Linked DNA regions of Homo sapiens: all the other regions are linked to region 1. Evidence: chromatin contacts called from ENCODE Hi-C or POLR2A ChIA-PET data. All regions are on one chromosome and are shown on one strand. Each heading gives the region's core, a stretch centred on a gene start or an enhancer-like site at or near the end of the contact. The rest is flanking DNA. Distances are from core to core; before and after follow the strand shown.

Region 1 (3,231 bases), core at 549-3,048:
AACATACCTATAACAATACTATATTGTACACTTAAAACCTTGTGAAGAGGATAGATGTCATAAGTATTCTTACCACAATAAAAAAGTTTTTAAAGATTAAGCACACAATGTTGAAATATCTTCTCCATAAGAAAGTCTTTATGTATAAGAATGGTGATTTTAAAAGAAACACGCATGAGCTTAAAATATTAGAAAATCATATTTTAAGTTTTTACAACACACAGTGTCTAAAATGAAAGAAATAAAAACTATTTCTCAAAAGAGGTCAAAAATTACATACAGAACCAATATATGTTTAGTCACTAATTTATACCATAACTCCATGTTCATATGTTTAACTGATGACACTTACCATAAAACATCTCCCTATATCCAATTATATATTTACAAACATTAATTGATAATTTACTATTTGCAGGAAAATCTACAGAGGGACACACAAATGTATAAGAATGGTGTTTGCCCTCAAAGAGTTTATAATCTATTGAAAGTTAAGTATGCGATGGCCACAGTAATACACAGATTTTAGCATAAAGTGTATATCCAAGCCAACATAATCAAATAAGAACAAATATCAAAGTTAATTTACACAATAATTTATGAAAAAATTTACAAAATAACATGCAAAAACTAATAAAAAGATACATAGATAAATGCCAAATAACTTGGAAAAACAGAACTTAAGAGAATTACTTGAAACAAAGAATCTGCATTGTGAAATGATCTTCTCCATAGGGTTATTGCATAGATTTTGAAAGCTGTAACAATAAAAAAGTTACTAATTAATAAATAGCATAATGGTATACATGAAAATGTAATAGTTATGATTAACACAATTTTTTTTAAACAAGATTTTTTTTTCTTCTGAAAAACTGCTCTTTTTAAAACTGGGGTGAGAGTTGAAAGTGGAATTGGATAAATAAGTAATGGGATAATATGGAGAAAAAGCCAATGCCTAAAATTAGCTAAGGCATATATATTTTCACTTAACTTTTTAAAAACAGGAAATGAGTTTTTCAAAATGTGGACTGAGATTTTTTTTTGATAGTATAATATGATAAGTCTTACTGAAAATAAAAATGTTACAAGACACAAAATAATAGAAAGAGGCTTGTATTATCCCTCAAGAGATGGAAAAAGTGTTAGGATTCTCAAAAGACTGAATTCTTATTAATTGTTCATTTCAATGCAATTATTCAAATGACAGGAAACAACCAGTTAAAAAAATCAAGATTTTAAGACAGTTAACAGTCTTTTATGACCCTTTTTAAGCACAAGAAAGTTCAAAAGCAAATTAGAAAACGTGATACTTAAGTGAAGAAAGCATTGTTTGATTGTGCAATGAAACACTACCCCCAAGTGGAAATTTTACAAAGCGCAACCAGGCAGGCAAGCATTGAAAGCTGGATAAATAATTTATTGAGATCAATCATGGGTAGTTAAATAATATTGGGGTAAATTTATCTCAAACAAATCTCTACATTAGAGACCACTAAATTGACACTGACCCACTCAGCAATCCCATTATCACCAGAGCGAAATCACAGAAATTAAAATCTTAACTAGAAAATACTGGTTAGATGTCATCAAGATGGCCAACTAGAGGTGCCCAATCCTTGTCTCCTCCGCAGAGAAGAATCAAAACAACAAATAACAGCACTTCAGGTAGAATGTCTAAGAGAGAACATGAAAATTCAGCAAGGAAGTGACAAAAACCCTCTGAGGCACAGAAACTCTGCATGGCAGCTTAGAGGGGGAAGTGAAGCATCCAGATGGAATCAGCTTAGAGCTGACAGGGACTTCCCATTGTGGGCAAAAGGTTAAGTGGGGGACACCCAAGAGTCGCCATTACCATCACAAATACCTGTAATCACAGACCCTGAGCTCAGTATAGGAACCTGCCTGGAGTATACACAGCTGAATTGCTCCTGAAAAGAAACACAAGCTGAGTCCTCCCTATCCCATGAGACCCAAGCTGTTACAGTATGACACCATTTTGGTAATGGAACCACTGCTGGTGTGCATTCTGACCTGGAGGCCAATAGCCCAGACACCTCCACATCCTAGGGGTGCCATCTGCCATCATCCCACCATGCCCACACAGAAGGCTGCAGGATCATGACCCCAGCTAGTTTCAGTGGTACCACTATGACCTCAGCACCTGAGTCCATGCAGCACCCTACACTCCAAAAAAAAAAACAGACATTCAAGTACAATGGGGACGCTGCCACCAGGAAGAGAAAGGCTGACATACGCATTCCCCAGAGACTGAGAATTAGCCTGGCCAGCATCTATCACCTCAAGCAACCATGACCTATCTAGCAGTAGAGCAACCATGTGCCACATGTGCCCCATATGGACCAAGACAACTGACACCACCAGCAACCCTTCCCCCTCCCATGGAGGATCTACCATGCACCATGCTCACCCACCAGGGACAGACAACTAACCCATCTGGCAATCCCTGTTCCCAGCAAAACCATGCCACTGTCTCCACAAACCCCAAAGTCAAGGCCACTGAGGCACATACAGACACTGTTGATGTTGATTACAGCCAAAGAAATCACAAGGCAATTACACATCTGTGCCCAACCAGAAGCTAAACCAAACACCTAACCTAACTGATACATAGAGAAAAAAGTCTTTCCCTACAAAAGTTAATTCATAAAAGGGGAAGATACGACTGTTCTACTAGACACACAAATATCAATGTAGGAACAAAAGAAACATGGAAAAACAGGCCAGGTGCAGTGGCTCACGCCTGCAATCCCAGCACTTTGGGAGGCCCAGGCAGGTGGATCACTTGAGGTCAGGAGTTTGAGACCAGTATGGCCAACATGATGAAACTACATTTCTACTAAAAATAACAAAAATTAGCCAGGCGTGGTGGTGGACACCTGTAGTCCCAACTACTAAGGAGGCTGAGGCAGGAGAATTGCTTGAACCAGGAGGCAGAGGTTGCAATGAGCCGAGACCGCGCCACTGTACTCCAGCCTGGGCAACAGAGTGAGACCCTGTCTCTAGGTGGATAAATAAAGAAATAAAAATAGATACCTTTCTTTAAACACTTTTTTTAAGTTAAAAAAAAAAAAGAAACATGGAAAAACAGGGAAACACAACACCTCCAAAGAAACACAACTCTCCAGTAACAAACCTAAATAGAAGAAAATCTACGAAATTCCTGAAAGGGAATTCAAAATGATGATCTTAAGGAAATCCAGTGAGATACAA
Region 2 (3,231 bases), core at 397-2,896, 920 kb before region 1:
AATTCATATGTTGAAATCCTAACCCCCAAGGTGATGGTATTTAACAAGTTGGGCCTTTGGGAAGTTATTAGTTCTGCAGCACAGCCCTCATCAATGAAGTTGTGCCTTTATAAAAGAGGCCCAAGAGAGATCCCTCCCTCCTTCCATCACATGAAGAGACAGTGAGGAGGTGCTGGTCTATGAACCTGAAAGTGAGTCTTTACAAGATCTGCACTACATTGATCTTGGACATCCCGGCTTCTGGATCTGTGAGAAATAAATTTCTGTTGTTTATAAGCCACCCAGTCTAAGGGGTTTTATGATAGCATCTGAACAGACAATGACACTTCCTAAGGTGATTTTCAAAACTAGGTATTTTCTTATACATTTTAAAAGTTAGAATGTAAAATTTGTATCATATATTTCAATAGCTAAAAAGGATATTATTTCCATTTTAAATACAACTGTTATTTTTTAAAAGACAGCCAAAAGGATTATAAATATAATAGTAATTATGTGATTAACCTATCATTCAGTATATGAACAAATTATTTTTAATATTAAAAAGGCTCATTATTTTTTCTCAATGAAATTATATTTTCATCCAATTTGCCATAGAAATGTTTATCCTAGTATATATTTATGCTTGAATGTTTCTATTAAACACCCTATCATACTTCTTTAAAATATGAATACATAATTAAATATAAAATTACATTATGTTTCTAAAAATAGGCTTCAAGTATCTAAAATGTCTTCTGAAATTAGTTATTGCAATTTTTTTTTTTTTTGAGATGGAGCCTCGCTCCTGTTGCCCAGGCTGGAGTGCAGTGGCACAATCTCAGCTCACTGCAACCTCCACCTCCCGTGTTCAAGAAATTCTCCTGCCTCAGCCTCCTGAATAGTGGGATTACAGGAATGCGCCACTGCACCCGGCTAATTTTGTATATTTAGTAGAGATGGGATTTCACCGTGTTGGTCAGGCTGATCTCGAACTCAGGTGATCTGCCCACCTTGACCTCCCAAAGTGCTGGGATTACAGGCATGAGCCACTATGCCCGGCTATTGCAAAATTTTTAACCAATTTCTCAGAGCAACAGTAGAAATCATTATAAATGAAAATTCAAAAACATAAAAAGTAATAATTTTATTGGAAAGAGATCTATCCATGAGATAACTGGGAAGGAAAGTTATGGTCCCTTGATTAAAGGAGTTTTCCTTTAGCATCTGGAAGTTTTGCATCTCTGGGCAGTGAAACAAAATTTAGGATGAGGAGAGGTACCAAAAAAATAGTGATTGTCAAAGGACAGCCAGGAAAGGAGAAGAGGCATGCAAAAAAGACTGGGGGACACTGAAAAAAGTGGTGCCAGTGCTGGCCAGAGAAGACTGTTACAGAGCACAGCAGAGGCTTTCACATGGCAGGCATAGGAGCAGATGTAGGAAGAAAGGTGTGCATACATATAAAATGTTGTTGCTGACATTAGAGCTAGTGCATCCAACACTAGTAAAAGAAAAAAAAAATTTTACAAACTGACAGAAATAAAGACATTGAGCAAAGTATGAATCATATCCTGTTCTTGTAGAATTTTGTGGTTAATTTGGTTATGGGAATCAGCCACTAGAAGTTTGTATAAATGTCTTTTGACTGAGCTGTGCAGAACCAAAAAGGACAAACAGTTTCAAATAGAGGAAATTGCTTCATCTTTAGAGTGAAACTCTGGCATTTACTTAAATTTGTGTTCCAGCTGTCAAATTCAACAGAAGGCAAAGGTTAGCTGTTTTTAGGATCTAATAAATACTTGAGAAATACACTCACCATAGAGCCTGCCCACTGGTAAAATATTCCACACACATCTGCTTAATGAATAAGTGAACTAATTAATGAATGAATGGTCAGCATCCCCACCAAAGAGGCAGAAGAATCCTGAAACCCTTTATACTGCATATAGGAACAAAGACCTGAGACTTTGACATCTGTGAAAACCTGCTGCTACTGTGATAATTTTAGGAAACGTATCAATTGAACTTCTGAAAGTGATTTTAAAATGTTTATTTTAATTGTATTTTTCTAGCTCTTCCACTTTGTCATCACAAATACTCTTAGTCTAAGGTACTTATGAATTATTTCCCCAGCAAAAACACCAATTCTAATTTAAAGCCTCAAGGCTTTATTTTGAAAGGAAAAGCTAAGCTAGAGAACTGAGATTTAAATTGATTTGAGTGAATATTCAATTAATGTGAAAACATCTATGAATAATAGAGATAAAAAGAATTGGGAATTAAATAGAACTATATCTCTTCAGATTTATTTATTTTAGGTTATGTAAATTAAGGTTATCTGAGAAACAAATGCCAAGATGGGATTAGACATGAAAAACATTTACTGGGAAAACATCTGCTAAGGATAAAGGCAAGAGAGTTGGAGAAGGTGAAAAGAACCTCCAAACCAAGATGCAGATCTAAGCCTGTAGAAGTAGAAGGGGAAGGAAAGATGATGGGGTAGGGAGGATTTCACACTGCAGATCAGTTCTGAGCCAGTTGGGTCAGGCCAGTTGGGGAAGGAGGCCTTACACTCATACCTGTTGTAAACTGAATGTTTGTATCTCCCCAAAACTTGTATGTTAAAGCCTAATCCCCAAGAGGGGTCTTTGGGAGGTGATTAGGTTATGAGGGCAGGGCACTCAAAAATGGTATTAGTGACTTTATAAGAGTCTGAAGAGATCAGAATTCTTCCCTTCCACCATGTGAGGACACAGGTAGAAGATGCCAAATATGAATCAGAAAGTGAGCCCTCCACAGACACTAATCTTCATATTTTTCCATTCTTTACTCTTTGCTGCAGTCTGAATGTTTGTGCCCCAAACAAAATTCATATGTTGAAATTCTATCCCCCAAAGTGATGTTATTAAGAGGTGGGGCCTTTGGGAGGTGATTCAGTCTTGGGGCAGAGACCTTGTGAATGGGATTCTTAACCTTATAAAAGGGATCCAGAAAGAACCCTCCCTCCTTCCATCACATGAGCATACAGTGAGGAGGTGCCATTCTATGAACCTAAAAGTGGGTCTTTACAAGATCTGCAGCACCTTCATCTTGAACTTCTCAGCTTTCAGAACTGTGAGAAATATATTTTTGTTCTTTGTAAGCTACCCAGTTTATGGAATTCTGCTACAGCAGCCCAAATAAACTGAGCCATACCTCCATCATGATGGCTCATTGAGTGTGGTCACTCACTGAGTAGGCCTCAGCAGTACC
Region 3 (3,231 bases), core at 279-2,778, 630 kb before region 1:
TTTAAACCTCCTTCTTATACTCCTAACAAACCCCTTTGGCTTCTCTCTCTGGCAAAGGCAGTGTGCAAAAGCAGTTTTAATGCCATCTTTTACATATTAAAATTTTTTCACTTCCACCAACTTAATTCAACGTTCAGCATTTGGCCTTTTGTTCTTTAGTTATTTTTTTCTGCTTGAGTTTTCAATTCTTCCTTAAAAAGAAATTAATACCAATTGAGCAATATGACAATTAAAAGCAGAAAATGACTAACAAAGGCAAAAACACTGTCATAAACAATATTACTACTTAGGGGTGTTTTTATTTTCTAAGAATAGGAAAATAAGCTCTGAAAAATTTTAGAATATTAATTTAAATTTGAATTATCTCACAAAGATTGACTAACAAAATATAATCATTTCTTTTACTATATGATTTTATATATAATCAAGATATATTTATATGACTTTAATATATTTATTTAATGTTTTCTTTCTAGGAATTAAAATAATACTATGTCCCAAGTTTCTGCATTGGTAAATTTTTCTGCCAAAAAATTCAAAAAGAAAATGTAGAGTAAGATGTGCTTTAATGAGCCACGTCTAGCTATATGTTAGGTTGAAATATTTGTCTTTTTTAAAGCAGTATGAATGCACAATAGAGGGTTTTATACATTGTTATCAACAAATTGAGAAACCAAAGCTTTAATCGAGTTAGCGTTTCCCAACTCCAGTAAAAAATATACAAACATGTACATAATATACAAATTAAAACTGTTTGAGGCACAAAGTAATAACCTATTACTAAATACAGAGCACAGAGGTTAAATATCAAACATTTACTGAAGGTTAAAGAGACATCTTTTGTCTATTTTTTCCTAGGTTGACAAAATACTCAATCTGCTAGCTCATATTATGAAAACAGCCAAACGAAAATTCATCAGAAAAACTGAATACTTACCAAGCCAAACTAATTATGTACACAAATATATTGATTCTTCTGGCGTACTGTATCTAAGCAACTAAGCATTACTGAAGTTGTTTATGTTGTGCATCTTCAAACAAAGTTACTTACTGGCCTAACTCATTTCCCATCAGAATTCACAAACCATTTCTTTGCACCAACTACAAAGTAAGGTAGAAGCACAATTAAAGCCATCAGCCATGTAATCTTCCAAGATCACAGGAAAAGATAAAGAACTCTTACTACTGGACTTAAATGTCAAAAGACAAATCCTCTTGTCTTTACTACAAGAAATAAAAGAACAAAAAAAGTGCATTGTATTAACATATAACACTGTTTTTCTTAGTTTAAAATAATCAAATTCTATTTTGTAAAAGTAAATACAATAAAAAATAAATAGAAGGGCAAGCTTAATCAAACCAACATACTGTTGGCAAAAAGTTACTTACTATTGGTGTCTTAGACACAGTTCATTAGTTAAAAATCTGGGAGGCAGGGGTGGGTAGGTTGGTTTTTTTCTGTACCCGTTTTGTTTATCATAAAGTGACTTGTACCCTGATGGCTGGTTTCACTTTCCCTCTCTACAAGTCATGCCTATACTCAAGAAAAGAAGTGTCAATCTCAAATTTACAGTCAAAATACTGAAGCGAGGAATATAAAATATGTCAAATTACTTCAAAATGACTCAGGCTTAGCACAGAAAATGCACAAAGGAGCATACGTCTATTCACATTGTTTACTCATTCAATAGCTATTTATAGTGCAACATATAAAATCCTAGAAGCTTAGGGAACTATATTAATGATTAGCCCTGATAACTGTTCTCAAGGAATTTATAATCTTATCCTCAGTTATATACAGGTCCCTTTCACGAGTTTTCAAGTTTTGCACAATTTGAAGTCCTTGAAGCACTATCTGAGAAACTTCATTATAATAAAACAGAAGTTTTCTGGCTATAAAAATAACATTTTAAAAAAATTATCTGCGTCCCGATGAGAGACAAAGGAATCAGTTATTTTTTCCTTTTATAGTTCCCTAAATCCCCTGGAATCATACTCTCAGCTCCCATTGTATTTTTGTGATAGTTCTTTTTAAACATCTACCTCAACTCCTCTACTCCAGATTCACTTCTTTAATGCTGTCTGAATGGCTCAAGATTAATTTTCTATACTTTCTCTTTGAACAAATTCTTAGAAATCAAAATGTCAATGATCCTGAACAAAATTACTCTCCAAACACTGGCTTGTGCCAGGAATCATGACAATTGCTTTCTAGAAACTTAGTTTCTGTTACTTTCAAAATAGTCTGATATTTATGGGAGGACCTGCAGGTCTCAGTTTAAAAGAAGTTAACATATTAGTTTGAATGAGAAATTGGGAGACCTCAGATATATGAATAACAGATGAGAGATACTTTTCACATAGTAATAAACATTTCACTAAAGTGATAATCACAGAAAATAAGCAATCACAAAGTTCTTAGAGAAACAGAGAGGTTTCACTGTTAAATTTTTTTAATTGTTAAGATTTATTTTGAGTTGGTTTTGGGATCATTTAAAATCATAAAATATGCAAGTCCTATGCTAGTCCAGCTGCTTAATTTCCTAGGATTATTTATGACTCACTTTTGTTCAATAAGTAAAATTACCGTCCCTGCTAAATTTGAGTTACCAGACACTTCCAAAATATTTCTGAAATCAACAACTGTTTTCTAATTTGCTACTTGGCCTATCTTCAAAAATGTATTTAACACTTGTAGTAATGTCTCAGAGATTTGATCAAAGGTGTTTTAGTTATTTGTCTTCCCACTATAGCCGTGACTGATTTAGAGCAGACAGCACTTCTGCAAATAAACTTCACAAGTGTCTAAATCATATCCTTATACACAGAAGTGCCTGAACCCAAGGGACATCAAATGGTTAAACACCAAAGCCCTCAGCAGCTGCAGCCAACAGGTGATATATGATATGGTAGAAGAAATAACCTTAGAGACACTTCTTTGATTAAAGGGCTGAGAGATATTGAAGTGGTTATCTTTCTGCCAAAAGCCAAAGTGGTCTAATACTGGTGGTCAAACTTAGATGATCATCAGAATCACCTGGGCAGCATTTTAAATACAGAGATTCTTGGGCTCCCTGCCCAGTAATTTGGTTCAAAGCCTTAGGACCAGAAATCTGTATTTTTTATGAAGTGTCCCAGTTAGGGAAGTTTCTCCAATTCCCTACTGAGGCAGGATTAGAATAGATGATAGAACCATATAATTGTATAATGTATATTTACTTTCATATATTA
Region 4 (3,231 bases), core at 516-3,015, 580 kb before region 1:
TGAGAAATTTCTATGTGATTAAGGAATTCTATGTATTAATCAGAATGTTCTATTTATAACTGAAGATTCAAATCAACAATTCTGAAAGTTAGATTAAGTTGATAAAACGGCATTATCCTACTGGTGGGTACTACTCAGCAGTTTGATCTCTTTGGTCTGGAACGCAGCCTGGGAATCAGAATATTTTATTTTACTTTTATTTTATTACTATTTTTTGTTTGTTTGTTTGTTTTTTGAGACGGAAGTCGCACTCTATCACCCGGCTAGGGTGCCGTAGTGCGATCTTCGCTCACTGCAACCTTTGCTCCCGGGTTCAAATGATTCTCCTGCCTTAGTCTCCCGAGTAGCTGGAATTACAGTTGTGCACCACGACACCTGGCTAATTTTTGTATTTTTAGTAGAGACAGGGTTTCACCATGTTGGCCAAGCTGGTCTCACTCTCCTGACCTCACATGATCCACCCGCCTCGGCCTCCCAAAGTGCTGGGATTACAGGCATGTGTCACTGTGCCCAGACGAATCAGGATATTTTAAAACCTCATCTGTCTAACTATGGCTAGGAAATTTGCTTTTAGTCCTACGATGAATAAAATAATAAGTGACACTACTGTACATCAGCTAATGGCTGAACTGCTAGAACTAGAACTACTAGCACCGTATAGATGTCTCTGAAATTAACAAATGCTCAACAGTCACACGTATTTCTGGAATATACTAAATTATACATAAAACTAATAACACCCTTGCAAATGTATTTTAATACTTATAATATTTAATTACTAACAATCTGTGGATAAATTTTATAAATATTTTAATGTTATTTTTTTAACACGTTTAGTTGCCCATATGAACTTAAGCTAAAATTATGACAGAATTTGTTCTAAGCAGATAAAGGAAGTTTTGGAAAACTAAAACTTGCTTTGTTGTTATCCTTCACCAGAAGGTTATTTTGTACTGATTTTAAGCAAAGATAAGAGAAACTGGTTATTGCCGTATTCAGCCTAATTCCTTTGACAAAATACCCAGGAACAGAAGCTCATATTTCATTTGTCCCAAATGGCCTTCCGGTTGCTTAAAATACCCTTATTATTCTTGGACTAAGAACATGTTCATTTTTCTCATATTACTCTGAGATTAATTTTGGCAGTACGAAGACCTACTGATTGAAATCTATAAATAAAATAGAATAGGAAATGTATAATAGTCTTAATTTGAATAATATTGCTTTCAAATAAATAACGATGAAATTCAGTTCTGTAGAATTTGAAATATCAGCTTTTATAAATTTTGCCAAACATCTTGTATCTGAAAAATCTCAAGTATTTTAGGGAACCTACTGTTTTACTAACATTGAACGTTCTTACAGAATTGAACATTCTCATGTCTTTACACCCCTATCTAGATTAAAATTTGCTCTGGTAAGTTTGTACTACACTGAAGACGTAAGTCTGCATTTTGCTCTTTGAAAAAGCCAGGCATATTTATAGCTCTCTTCAGTGGAAAGATAGAAACAGTGACAACACTTAAGTTGAAAAAAAAGAAGGAAGGGAGAGACATGGAGGAAGGGAGGGAGAAAAAAGTAAAGAAGATAGTCAATATAAATATAATTTAGTTTCTCAAGACAGCCAAAAAAGTAAACAAATGAATAACTAGTGTCTGACAGAAATGTGAAAGTTCCAGGAACATGGCAAATAAAATCTTGGACAAAGACATGTGCAGCGGAACATTCAGCACCCTACAGTTTGAAGTACACCATGTACTCCAAGACTTTGGAGATCAGGACACTGTTTGTGTCCAACACTTCATAGACATTGGCAGAAAACCCCCAAAAATGTTTTCCTGCACCTGGTGGGTAACTAACTATATCTCTAATGAAAGGGTTTGTATGTTCTGTAATGTGTTAACAGGATAAAAGAACATGTATTTATGAAAATGTGAAGGAAAGATGGAATAATGTAGCCTCTTTATTTTTTGTAACTGACCTAATCTTCTTCCCCCGGGATGGGTGGATGGAATTGAAGTTTGCTTAACAAGATTTTGCAGTCCTCTCCAGTTAAAACTGTTTCTTCCAGACTCTTTTATGTAAAGCCCCAATGGTTTAAACTGTCTTTTCTTTTCCTTGTCATTTCTAAAGAGGGTATGGGATGCTTAGGTAATCTCATGGTGCCAAGAAAGAGAGTCTCATTTCTGCCCTACAAAGGATTCTAAATGGCATGCTCCCTCAAATTTTAATCATTTTCTTATAGCACAGGGGGAAAGAATATTCATTGTTGATTAAAGGAATCATAAGTGGAATATTTCTATTAATTTTTACGTAGAGAGACAAAAAATATCACCTGGGCTCTATCACAAGTCCCCACAGCTCTTGAGTGCCATTCACATAATGGTTGGCTTCAATTCATTCTATGAGTTTAAGATGAGTAGCAGCAGTCAGCATAGCCCTGAAGATGTTTGTATTTCTGCCATGTTGGATTGGGTGCCTAAAGTTAAATTTTTATTTGTATACCAAAGGCAAATCCCACAATCTCAGGGTTGTCACTGTGAAAAATAAGATGCAATTCTCCAGAATAGATCTTTTCAACGTTTTTGAAAACGAGTCTGTTCCCGTATCAAGTCACATGGTTACTAACAAAAGATATACAATGCAGATTCTAATAAATCAGAAAGTCATCACAGCCAGAAAAAGCTTTATCTCAAACTGATTCAAAAGCATATGATTGATAGATAAGAGATAGGAAGTTTTGACAAACTGACTACTTGATGTTCAGTTATAGAGAATTTCCAAATTCCCATAACCTCAAAATGACAATCTTTCATAGGAAGTTTCCACTTAAAGAAATTATTTAGTAAGAATGAACTGGCAAAGATGAAGAACGGAAATGACATGTAATAGGCTGTTAACATAACCCTTGGGTCAGATTAAGATGTAATGCTACAAATAATGCCTTTACAAATGTATTTTACTAACAGGTTTGTTCTCTTAAGGAAAGAGGGGCTGATGATATATTTCACTGAGATTATAAAGATGTTCATTGACTGGTTGAACAAACAAAACTACTATTAATTTAAGCTCTCCTGCTTCAGAAACCAAGATTTTTATATGGCTTAGGTGACAACTTCTGAAAGAAACTGACATTCTTATTAATATTATAGCATGAAATTAAAAGACTTCTGAAATGACATTGAAATCAAAGAGTTTGAAAATAAATTTATAAAAAAGCATCAGGTACAT

The links. A loop is a pair of places that touch in the nucleus more often than their neighbours do. ChIA-PET counts read pairs that join two places held with the same protein, here RNA polymerase II (POLR2A). Pooled maps may share reads with other maps.
Region 2: a pooled map shows a loop between it and region 1 (2.1-fold over the local background). The contact joins two enhancer-like sites. A Hi-C loop is called at or near these places in 1 of 50 pooled maps. POLR2A ChIA-PET finds 5 or more read pairs at or near these places in 2 of 52 experiments (GM12878 and H1).
Region 3: a map with no recorded cell type shows a loop between it and region 1 (4-fold over the local background). The contact joins two enhancer-like sites. A Hi-C loop is called at or near these places in 9 of 37 single-sample maps with no recorded cell type and 6 of 50 pooled maps. POLR2A ChIA-PET finds 5 or more read pairs at or near these places in 1 of 52 experiments (GM12878).
Region 4: a map of mammary epithelial cell shows a loop between it and region 1 (6-fold over the local background). The contact joins two enhancer-like sites. A Hi-C loop is called at or near these places in 3 of 168 maps with a recorded cell type or tissue (MCF 10A, PC-3 and mammary epithelial cell) and 5 of 50 pooled maps. POLR2A ChIA-PET finds 5 or more read pairs at or near these places in 1 of 52 experiments (activated T-cell).

The regions. Positions count from the first base shown.
Region 1 is chr5:119,469,163-119,472,393 of GRCh38, reverse strand. All of the region lies in intron 2 of HSD17B4 (hydroxysteroid 17-beta dehydrogenase 4), which reads right to left. Among named protein-coding and RNA genes, the nearest start is that of HSD17B4, 18 kb to the right of the region's middle. RefSeq lists enhancers at 1,105-1,836, 1,837-2,568. Within about 2 kb of position 1,798, at least 2 of the 41 ENCODE cell types and tissues checked have a DNase peak (open chromatin) inside an H3K27ac peak, as active enhancers do.
Region 2 is chr5:120,386,871-120,390,101 of GRCh38, reverse strand. No RefSeq gene overlaps it. Among named protein-coding and RNA genes, the nearest start is that of PRR16, 76 kb to the left of the region's middle. Within about 2 kb of position 1,646, at least 3 of the 41 ENCODE cell types and tissues checked have a DNase peak (open chromatin) inside an H3K27ac peak, as active enhancers do.
Region 3 is chr5:120,094,973-120,098,203 of GRCh38, reverse strand. No RefSeq gene overlaps it. Among named protein-coding and RNA genes, the nearest start is that of PRR16, 370 kb to the left of the region's middle. Within about 2 kb of position 1,528, at least 2 of the 41 ENCODE cell types and tissues checked have a DNase peak (open chromatin) inside an H3K27ac peak, as active enhancers do.
Region 4 is chr5:120,051,870-120,055,100 of GRCh38, reverse strand. No RefSeq gene overlaps it. Among named protein-coding and RNA genes, the nearest start is that of PRR16, 410 kb to the left of the region's middle. Within about 2 kb of position 1,765, at least 4 of the 41 ENCODE cell types and tissues checked have a DNase peak (open chromatin) inside an H3K27ac peak, as active enhancers do.